Linked DNA regions of Homo sapiens: region 2 is linked to region 1. A link is a loop called in an ENCODE intact Hi-C map of the cell type or tissue named here. Cell type or tissue: CD4-positive, alpha-beta T cell. All regions are shown on one strand. Each heading gives the region's core, and the rest is flanking DNA. Links, peaks and the distances in the headings are about the cores only.

The links. Hi-C counts contacts between places; a loop is a spot of excess contacts. Peaks named below come from ENCODE experiments on the same cell type or tissue, not always from the same donor. Only the 100,000 strongest peaks of a DNase experiment are listed, where the experiment ranks them.
Region 2: it touches region 1 in a loop (25-fold over the local background); 12 of 110 quality-filtered maps call a loop at or near these places.

What each region holds. Positions count from the first base shown.
Region 1 is chr6:109,186,283-109,190,677 of GRCh38, forward strand. It overlaps the pseudogene CCDC162P. Among named protein-coding and RNA genes, the nearest start is that of CEP57L1, 93 kb to the left of the region's middle. In CD4-positive, alpha-beta T cell, for the core only: a CTCF peak has its summit at 1,732; a DNase peak (open chromatin) is centred at 1,729.
Region 2 is chr6:110,037,541-110,041,935 of GRCh38, forward strand. It overlaps LOC107986631 (a long non-coding RNA gene), which reads right to left and starts at 2,704. Exons shown (of 3, transcript XR_007059702.1): 1 at 1,982-2,704; 2 at 907-999. RefSeq lists an enhancer at 2,123-2,362. In CD4-positive, alpha-beta T cell, for the core only: CTCF peaks have their summits at 2,081 (motif pointing left), 2,280 and 2,504; DNase peaks (open chromatin) are centred at 2,071 and 2,751; H3K4me3 peaks cover 862 bases; H3K27ac peaks cover 661 bases.

The sequences.
Region 1 (4,395 bases), core at 209-4,208:
GCCTAGTAATAGCTGATCCCTTTTCTGGTTGGTTACTCATTCCCCACCGCCACAAGGCTGCAGCCAGGATTCAGAATGACAGAAATTATACCTCAGGTTTATTACCGGTTTTATTCTCAAATCCCTTTCAGAGCTCACCTCTTTTTCTTTTTCCATTAAAGCGAAGATATTAGGAGATAAGAGGGGCATTATCTCCAACTTCAGGGGTGGAAATTTGACACAATGTGTCTAAATGGGTTGCTTAGGCTCACTTGACTGATGGATTTCTTGACTGTCAGCCTGGGGTTCTTTTCACAGAACCACTGCCTGCAGTGGGGGAAATTGCTGGCAAGTGTACAAACTAACAGTGTATTTTTATCTTCCCTTAAAACTTATCTGGGAACTCATAGGCCATATGAACAATAATAACCTAAATGTCACTGCTTACACCTCCTGCATAATCTCTAGGTGGTCTCTCACCTGTGTTCCAGACTACCTGCTGTGGCCCCTTACCAATGTCTGCAAAATACTATCTTGAGAAAGTGATGTCTGCATCAGGGTTGCTGTTTCCTGATGTTTTCAAAGCTGCCAAACCTTGGGATATATCTTATCCCAAATGTGGAGCACTCTGCTGTTCCTGACCCAGGGTCCACCCCCTTACCAGGTGACCCCACAGCTTGTGCCTCCTTGTATCAGAGTCCATGGTAAAAACAACAGGTCCCTCATCAGTGGGTGTGAACAGGAATCCACAAGGCTGCTTAAACAGGCACTTCTGCTATAAATGTTTTTCCTACGAATCAATAATTTTCCTGAAGCATTAAGTTTGGTTAAAATGATTCCTGAAGTATTTCATGTTTGATATTTAAGAGTCATTCCCACCCCCCAGCAGATAATTCATCAAGAACACAAAAATAAAAGCATTTTATTTTAAATTACACGATACTGGTTTTATGTGCCAACTAGGGTGAAAATGGGATCTGAGAGGCACAATATTTGTCAGAGATAAGGTTGCTGGAGGGAATTCAGGTGGGGAAATAAAAATCCTCACCATTGTGTCCCTCCCTTTATTCTGCAGTAGGAAATAGTGAAGTGAATCAAGGGTAGAACGAAATACTCTGTTTGTTTGGGGAGGGGAGAGAAAAATTGGCCCAGGGAAAAGTTTAGCAAACATGCTAATCAAAGAAGAATCAAGAAAGATTCTAACCAAAACAAAAGGATGTGGCCTTTGCGTGCCCTCAATAATCCAGTATAATATGATATACTTATTCAGAAATGAGCAGTTGTGAAGAGTTACAGATTAATCATGGTCTATCTATAATCTGGTCGATTACAGCTTCTGTAATTACCACTTATATTGCATAAATCTTTCTGCAGCTCTATTCAAATGCCAAAGGATATTTATTACTTTAGAAGAGAGAGGGAACTAGCACTGAAGAAAACCTTACAGGTGAGTAAGACAGTGGGCTATTTCAATATGACAATAAGTTTGATTTTGCTGACTGGTAACTTTTAGCAGAAACAGTATTTTTGCAGACAAACAGCTGATGCTATTAACAGTATTTATGAGAACAGTCCACTATTCAGCTTACCACTGAATCAGAGCAGACCATTATTTCCTTGGAAATGTCTGATTTTGTGATATTTGAAATTTTACAGTTCTTTAATTTGGGATGTTAAAACTAGTTATTTGGGTTTAGGTGGCCGAGTCGAAGCCCCTTGTTGTTCAGGCAGATGCCGTGCAGAGGGAGCTAGAGAGCTGCCTAAGAAGGGAGTACACCCCTGAAAATTTACCTTTGCTTCTGTTGCAGGTAAGAGTGATACTGCAATTTGAAAAATTCATTTGAAATTAGTAGAAATGTATGGGCAAACTGGCTTTCAGGAATATCCTTTCGCTAGGGTAGGTTTTGTTTTTCTCGACATGTATAGTTTGCAGAACTTGGCTAGTGTAAACGCTGTTCTTTGTTAGAGATCTATTTCACAGTTTTAAATTCAGCTTAAAGGCACGGAACAATTGACTGAATTTCTGCTAAGTACTTTCTGTGTCGATAATGTAGGGCAATACCACATTGACTAGGACAGTTCTAGCCCTTAAAAAGCTATTGGCTGTGGCCAGGCATGGTGGCTCATGCCTGTGATCCCAGCCCTTTGGGAGGCCGAGGCAGGCAGATCACTTGAGGTTAGGAGTTCAAGACCAGCCTGGCCAATATGGTGAAACCCCGTCTCTACTAAAAATAGAAAAATTAGCTGGGCATGGTGGCGCATGCCTGTAGTCCCAGCTACTCAGTAGGCTGAGGCAGAAGAATCGCTTGAACCTGGGAGGCAGAGGTTGCTGAGAGCTCAGATCAAGCGACTGCACTCCAGTCTTGGCCTCCCAAAGTGCTGGGATTACAGGTGTATGCCACTGTGCCAAGCCCTGGAAATTTCTATTAAGAAAATAACTCAAGACATGGGAAAAAGAGTTTTCCATAAAGATTATTATTGCAGCATTATAATAAAAGTAAAACATTAGGATTGCCTGAATATCCACCAATAAGAGAAAGAGTTAAGAAAAACAGTACGGTACATGGTAGAATATTGTTCTGCCATTAAACATTTTTTATTGTTAAATTAAGTTTAGCTTAAAGCTGCCTCATTTTAAGTTCAGAACCCTTGGTAAGGTTTCTCCCTACATAGTGACGTGTAACCTAACTGGACTGTAAATAGACCATAACCTACTCTTGTAACAAGTAACTGAGTCTCAGCCAATCACAGAAGCCATACTTCAGCCACTTGCAGGCAGCCAACTGTTCAAAGTGTGTTCAAATAAGGCAAACACTGAGCTGTAACCAATCTGACTGTTTCTGTACCTCACATCTCTTTTCTGTTACTTCACTTTCCTTCTTCTGTCCATAAATCCTCTTTCACTGTGCAGCAGTGCTGGAGTCTCTCTGAACTTACTCTGGTTGGGGGGCTAGGAGGGCTGCCCAATTCATGAATTGTTCTTTACTTAATTAAACTCTGTTAAATTTAATTTGTCTAAAGTTTTTCTTTTAACATTAGCATAAGGAATTATTATATATGAAATATTAGTTAATAAAAACTAATGTGTGTATGTATGTGTGTCATAATGGTCAAGTATGTATAGAAAAAAAATCACTTGAAGGACTTAGACCAAATGCTAATGAATGTTATGTTTGGATGGCAGGATAATGAAGTTCCCCTTTTTACTTTTATATGTTTGCTAAATTTTCTATAATAAGTATATATTATTTTGATTTTAAAATTCCTTGTTCTCTATTCCTGTGTTACAAGTTATATCTTACCTATGCATACAAATTAGTTCTTTAGCAACTAGTTAGGAATTAACTATTACATTAATCACAAAGAAACAAAAGATATTGAGATACTATTTGCAAGTCAAATTGTCATCATTGTCTTCATTCAGGATTATCTTTCCCTATCATTTCTGGCATTTTTCATTCTTTTGTGTATATCAGTGTTTCTCAAGGGACAGAGAAGAGGGGTAGAGATAGAAGATATTTTGTGCCCCAAGGGACATTTGGAAATGTCTGGGGATATTTCTTGTTGTCATAATTTGGGTGAGGGGTATGATTGGTTGCTACTAGCATTAAGTGAGTAGAGGCCAAGGATGCTGCTAAACATTCTACAATGCACAAGGCAGCCTCTCACAATGAAGAATTATGTAGTCCCCAATGTCAATAGCTGCTGAGGTTGAGAAACTCTAGTATTATCTAAACTTCCATAGGACATAATTTGCCTTCTCTCTGAAGAATTTTCTTTAGCATTTCTAGTAGTTCAGGTCTGCAAGGGACAAATTCTCAGTCTTTGTTATTTTGAAAGAAGTATTTCCCCTTCATTTTGGAAAGATATTTTTGTTCAGCATAGAATTCTGGTTTGGTGATTTTTTATTGCTTTAAAATACTGCTCCATTGTCTTTTCTCTTTTGTCTTACATAGTTTCTCTTTCTTTCTTTCTTTTTCTTAGGTGACAGCTTTATTTTCATTAAGTATACACATTTTTGCAATTAAGATTAATTATACAAAAAATATAAAACATGCCATTTTAAAATAGAACTGTGGAATAGTTTGAATTTTTATCACTACTATATGTAAGTACACATGTTTATTCATAAGCTAAAAGGAAACTCAAATATATATCATAACAGGAAAGAGCACTTCACTAATTTAAGTGATTTTTTTTTTCTGTCAGCCTCTCACCATTTGCTTACTTGAACTAATGTGATATGGTTTGGCTGTGTCCCCACCCAAATCTCAACTTGAATTGTAGCTCCCATAATTCCCATGTGTCATGAGAGGGACTCGGTGGGAGGTAATGGAATCATGGCGGTGGGTCTTTCCCATGCTGTTCTCATGATAATAAGTCTCACAGATCTGATGGTTTTATAAAGGAGTGTTC
Region 2 (4,395 bases), core at 271-4,270, 850 kb after region 1:
GGAGTCACACTTACTGAGCACCTACTATGTGCTAGGCACTGGGCCTACTAAAATGAAGAAATGGATGATACCCTCAAGAAATTCACAGCTTGGTAAAAATGTTCCAAAGGTACCAGTCATGCCAAATGCATGGAAAAGGGTATGAAAGGAAACAAACCAGAAGTGGCTTTCTCTGGGGAGGAGGGAAGGAGGGGGTACTATTGACTTCTTTACCAATAAAAGACTCAGCTATAGCACCCGTGTGTACCCCTGGGTTTCAATAGATGACTCCGATGTGAGTGGGTGTTTTACATGCAACCAGATGAAAATGGCTTTGATTTTTGATTTTGGAATAAACTGCTTTTTCGATTAGTCAGAAGTTCTATGAAATGTTCCCAGCTGGCTCCTGGGTAAATGTCCCAAGCCTGCAGACTACATGAGCTCCAGACAACATTTAATTATTTCCTATTTCACACTGCCCATGCAGAGAATGAATTTTGCTTCACGTGCACGGAGCTACTTGGGCTCATTTTCCTGCTGTTTTCAACTTCCCATTGACCCAAATCCCTCTCTGGCCCTAGGGATTGAGACTTTGTGTTCCAGTTACATAAATTCTAGGCCTCAGAATAGCCACGCATGCTGGCAGCTCTTTACCCTGTCGCCTGGGCCCTCACATCCTGCCGTGGTATCCTTTCAGATGACCACAGCTCTCTTCCGCCCTCCTGGGTGGGCAGGGCCAGAAGGGCCAGGAAATAGCCCCAAATGGGAGGACTAAACCCCCTAGCCAAGCACCCTGACCACAGTGCCCACTCCTCATTACAGGACACAGGGGAAGAAGGCTTCCTAAGTGTCCTCCAAGAAGTTTTAAACATAGCAAAAACCAGTTACAAATTAATGGTGGAATTAGGCTGGGGTGCAGGCTCACACCTGTTATTCCAACACTGCGGGAGGTCGAGGTGGAAGGATCACTTGAGCCTAGAAGTTGGAGGTCAGCTTGTGCAACACAGCAAGACTCTGTGTCTAAAAAAGAAAAAAAAATTAGGTGTGGTGGTGGCCTGGGTCTACAGTCCCAGCTACTCAGGAGGCTGAGGCATGAGGTCCGTTTGAGCCCAGGAGTTCAAGGTTACAATGATTGCACCACTGCACTCCAGCCTGGGCAGCAGACCGAGGCCCTGTCTCAAAAAAATAAAATAAAAAATAACCATTAATGGTGGAATTAAAATAGAATATATTGGTTCTCAAAATATGTCCCCAAACCTGCAGCATCAGTATCACTTGAGAACACCGTAGAAATGCACATTCTTAGGCCTTACACCAGACTTACTGAATCAGAAACTCGGGGAGTGGAGCTCAGCAATCTCAGTTTTATCAAGCTCTCTGGTGATTCTGATGCATGCTAAAGTTTGAACAACTCTCGTGTAATTACTTGAAGCTAAGATGAGAAATGATTGATTTCTGTTGGAAAAAAAAAAAAACTTGTAGAAACTGCCCAGATTGACTGCCTCCCTCAGAGGAGTGTCTGTTGGCTATGCACAATGGCTCACACCTGTAATCCCAGCACTTTGGGAGGCCGAGGTGGGTGGATCACTTGAGCCCAGGAGTTTGAGACCAGCCTGAGCAACATGGTGAAACCCTGTCTCTACAAAACATTTTAAAAATTAGCCAGGCATGGTGGCACATGCCTGTAGTCCCAGCTATTTGGGAGGCTGAGGCGGGAGGATCACTTGAGCCCAGGAGGCTGCAGTGAGCTGTGATTATGCCACTGCACTCCAGCTGGGTGACAGAGATCCTGTCTAAAAAAAAAAAAAAAACAAAATACCCAAAGTATTTGTAAGTGGCGATTCCTCAGACTTTAAATTCTACACATGAACTAAGTTTTTTGAGGACATGAGAAAAAAATTGCATTCCTTTGCTAGGGACACACACACACACACACACAAAGACAAAAACACACACACACACACAAAGACTGGGCGGCTTAAACAAAAATGTATTTTCTCACTCTTCCGGAGGCCAGAAGTCCAACATCAATTTCCTCTTCAGGGTTGGTGTCTTCTGAGGTTTCTCCTTGGCTTGCAGAGGGCGCCCTCTTGTGGCCTCTGCATGCGGTCATCCCTCTCTGCAAGAGGCCCTAATAGCTCCTTGCAGGTTCAATTTCCTCTTCTTATAAGAACAGCAGGCAGATTGGATTAGGGCTCACCCTAATGGTCTCTTTAAAATTAATCGCCTCTTTAGAAATCCAGTCTCTAAATACAGTCACATTCTAAGGTGTTATGGGTTAGGGCTTCAACATGAGTTTTGGGGAAGCACACTGCCACCCATACAAGGAGTCTTCTCAAAATGGACGGTGTGTCAGCATCCACCAGTCCTCTCTGAAACCCTTTCCTTCGGTGTGTGGGACCAAGGTGAGGCACACTGGACCCTCTCTTTACTTCCCCTCAGCTCCCTCATAACCTCACACCGCTCTCCAAGAGGCAGCTGATTCTGTGGACCCAACTGCCTCTCCGAAGAGCAGCTGCGCCCTTGGTAAAGGAGAAAGTAGAAAAGGAAAAGGAGAAGCTCAGGTGAGAGCATTCATGAGACCAGCAGGGAGAAGGGGCAGCAGAGAGGGGGCCGCCTGCCTCTGTCTCTGCGCGCGGTGTCAGAGCCCCGGCACCGGGAAGTGGTCGACTGGGGGGTTGGTAAAAAGAATTTACCGACAACAGTACAGCTTTGAAAAAGGAACGTTTATTAGAAAGGAAGAACGCTACAAAAGGGTGCAGTGGGGCACCTCAGCGAGAGGACTGAGCGCACCCTGGTGGATTTTCCTTACCAGCATTTATGAACCTTTTAAGGTGGGAGTTGAGGGTTGTAAAATGAGTTTCAGCACGGCATTCCGGAGATGTATAGAAATTTTAGCTGCTTATAAAAGTTGAAAGAGGATTGGAACCTCTGAAAGTTTAAAGATGCCAACTTTACTTATTTTATTTATTTTTTTGAGACGGAGTTTCGCTCTGTCGCCCAGGCTGGAGTGCAGTGGCGAGATCTCAGCTCACTGCAACCTCTGCCTCCCGGGTTCAAGCGATTCTCCTGCCGCAGCCTCCCAAGTAGCTGGGATCACAGGCGCGTGCCACCATGCCCAGCTAATTTTTGTATTTTTAGCAAATACGGGGTTTCACCATGCTGGCCAGGCTGGTCTCGAACCCCTGACCTCAAGTGATCCGCTCGCCTCGGCCTCCCAAAATGCTGGGATTACAGGCGTGAGCCACTGCACCTCAGCTTAAAGGTGACAACTTTAGATACTAGAGAAGTTTGATTACTTCTAAATTCCCCAGATAAGGAGTTTTGCCTCCAGATGGCCTGTTTGGTGGTCACCAGGTGGTCTTTGCTCCTTTCTGAATTGTTCAGATAATTAGTTTTTATCTCCGGGGCCTGCTCAGTGGTCACCAGGTGATTTTCGCTCTCCTCAGTCTCCAGAATTGAGACAGGCAGGGAACCATCTTAGGGGCCTGCTGGGCTCCCCCAACCACTGTCCCCTGCCCAGCATGGAAAAATTTTGAGTCCCTTCAAGGGAAATTCCAGGCACCCAACTAGCCCTACGGCCAGCAATTAGAGAATTGAATAAATAACCCCCTAAGTGAGAAGATCATAATAACTTTTGCAATAGCCACCCAAATAAGTCAGAGTCACAAGATGTTTGTTTCCCTACAGAAACTAAAGATAACATCTTGACATATGTCCTTGAGTTGTTTTTAAGAAACCAGGACTCCCACCTGATGGAAAATGCCAGCTGTCTTCACAGTGATCTCAGACAGACTGAAGCCAAGAAGTAGATTTTAAAAGTTCCAGAAATTCTCTCACTTTGGAGACGATCCCCAACACACCACACCCTGCCACCTTTAAAAACCCCTGCTTGGAAGCCATCAGGGAGTTTGGGTCTTAAGCGTTAGCTGCTCATTCTCCTTGGCTCTGCTCAGTGCAATAAATGTCTCACTTTCTCTCACTGCAAATCCTGGTGTCAGTATTTGGCTTTTTCTGTGCATTAGGCAAGCAGACACAAGTTTGGTTTGGTAACAGAACTAGAGTTGAAGTAACCTCTCAACCCCACCCAATTTAAAAGGCTAAGCAGGGTGCAAGTTTGGAGCCAAATCAAGGCTAAACCACTTGGGAGCTGTGTGGTTATGGATCAGCCACTTACCTTCTTCATGCTTCTGTTCATTCATTTGTTCTACAAAATAAGCATAGGCTTTCAGACACCACCCTAGATCTTAATTACATGTAGGTAAAATGGGAATAATAAACCCAATTTTCTGAGTTGTTAGGAACATTCGACATAAACACCTAGGACAATGTCTAACCTATTAGTGATTGGTTGGGGACTTGGTCTGTGTTTGTCCACTTCTGTGTCACTTCAGTACAAGGGAGAGTAACTGGGAC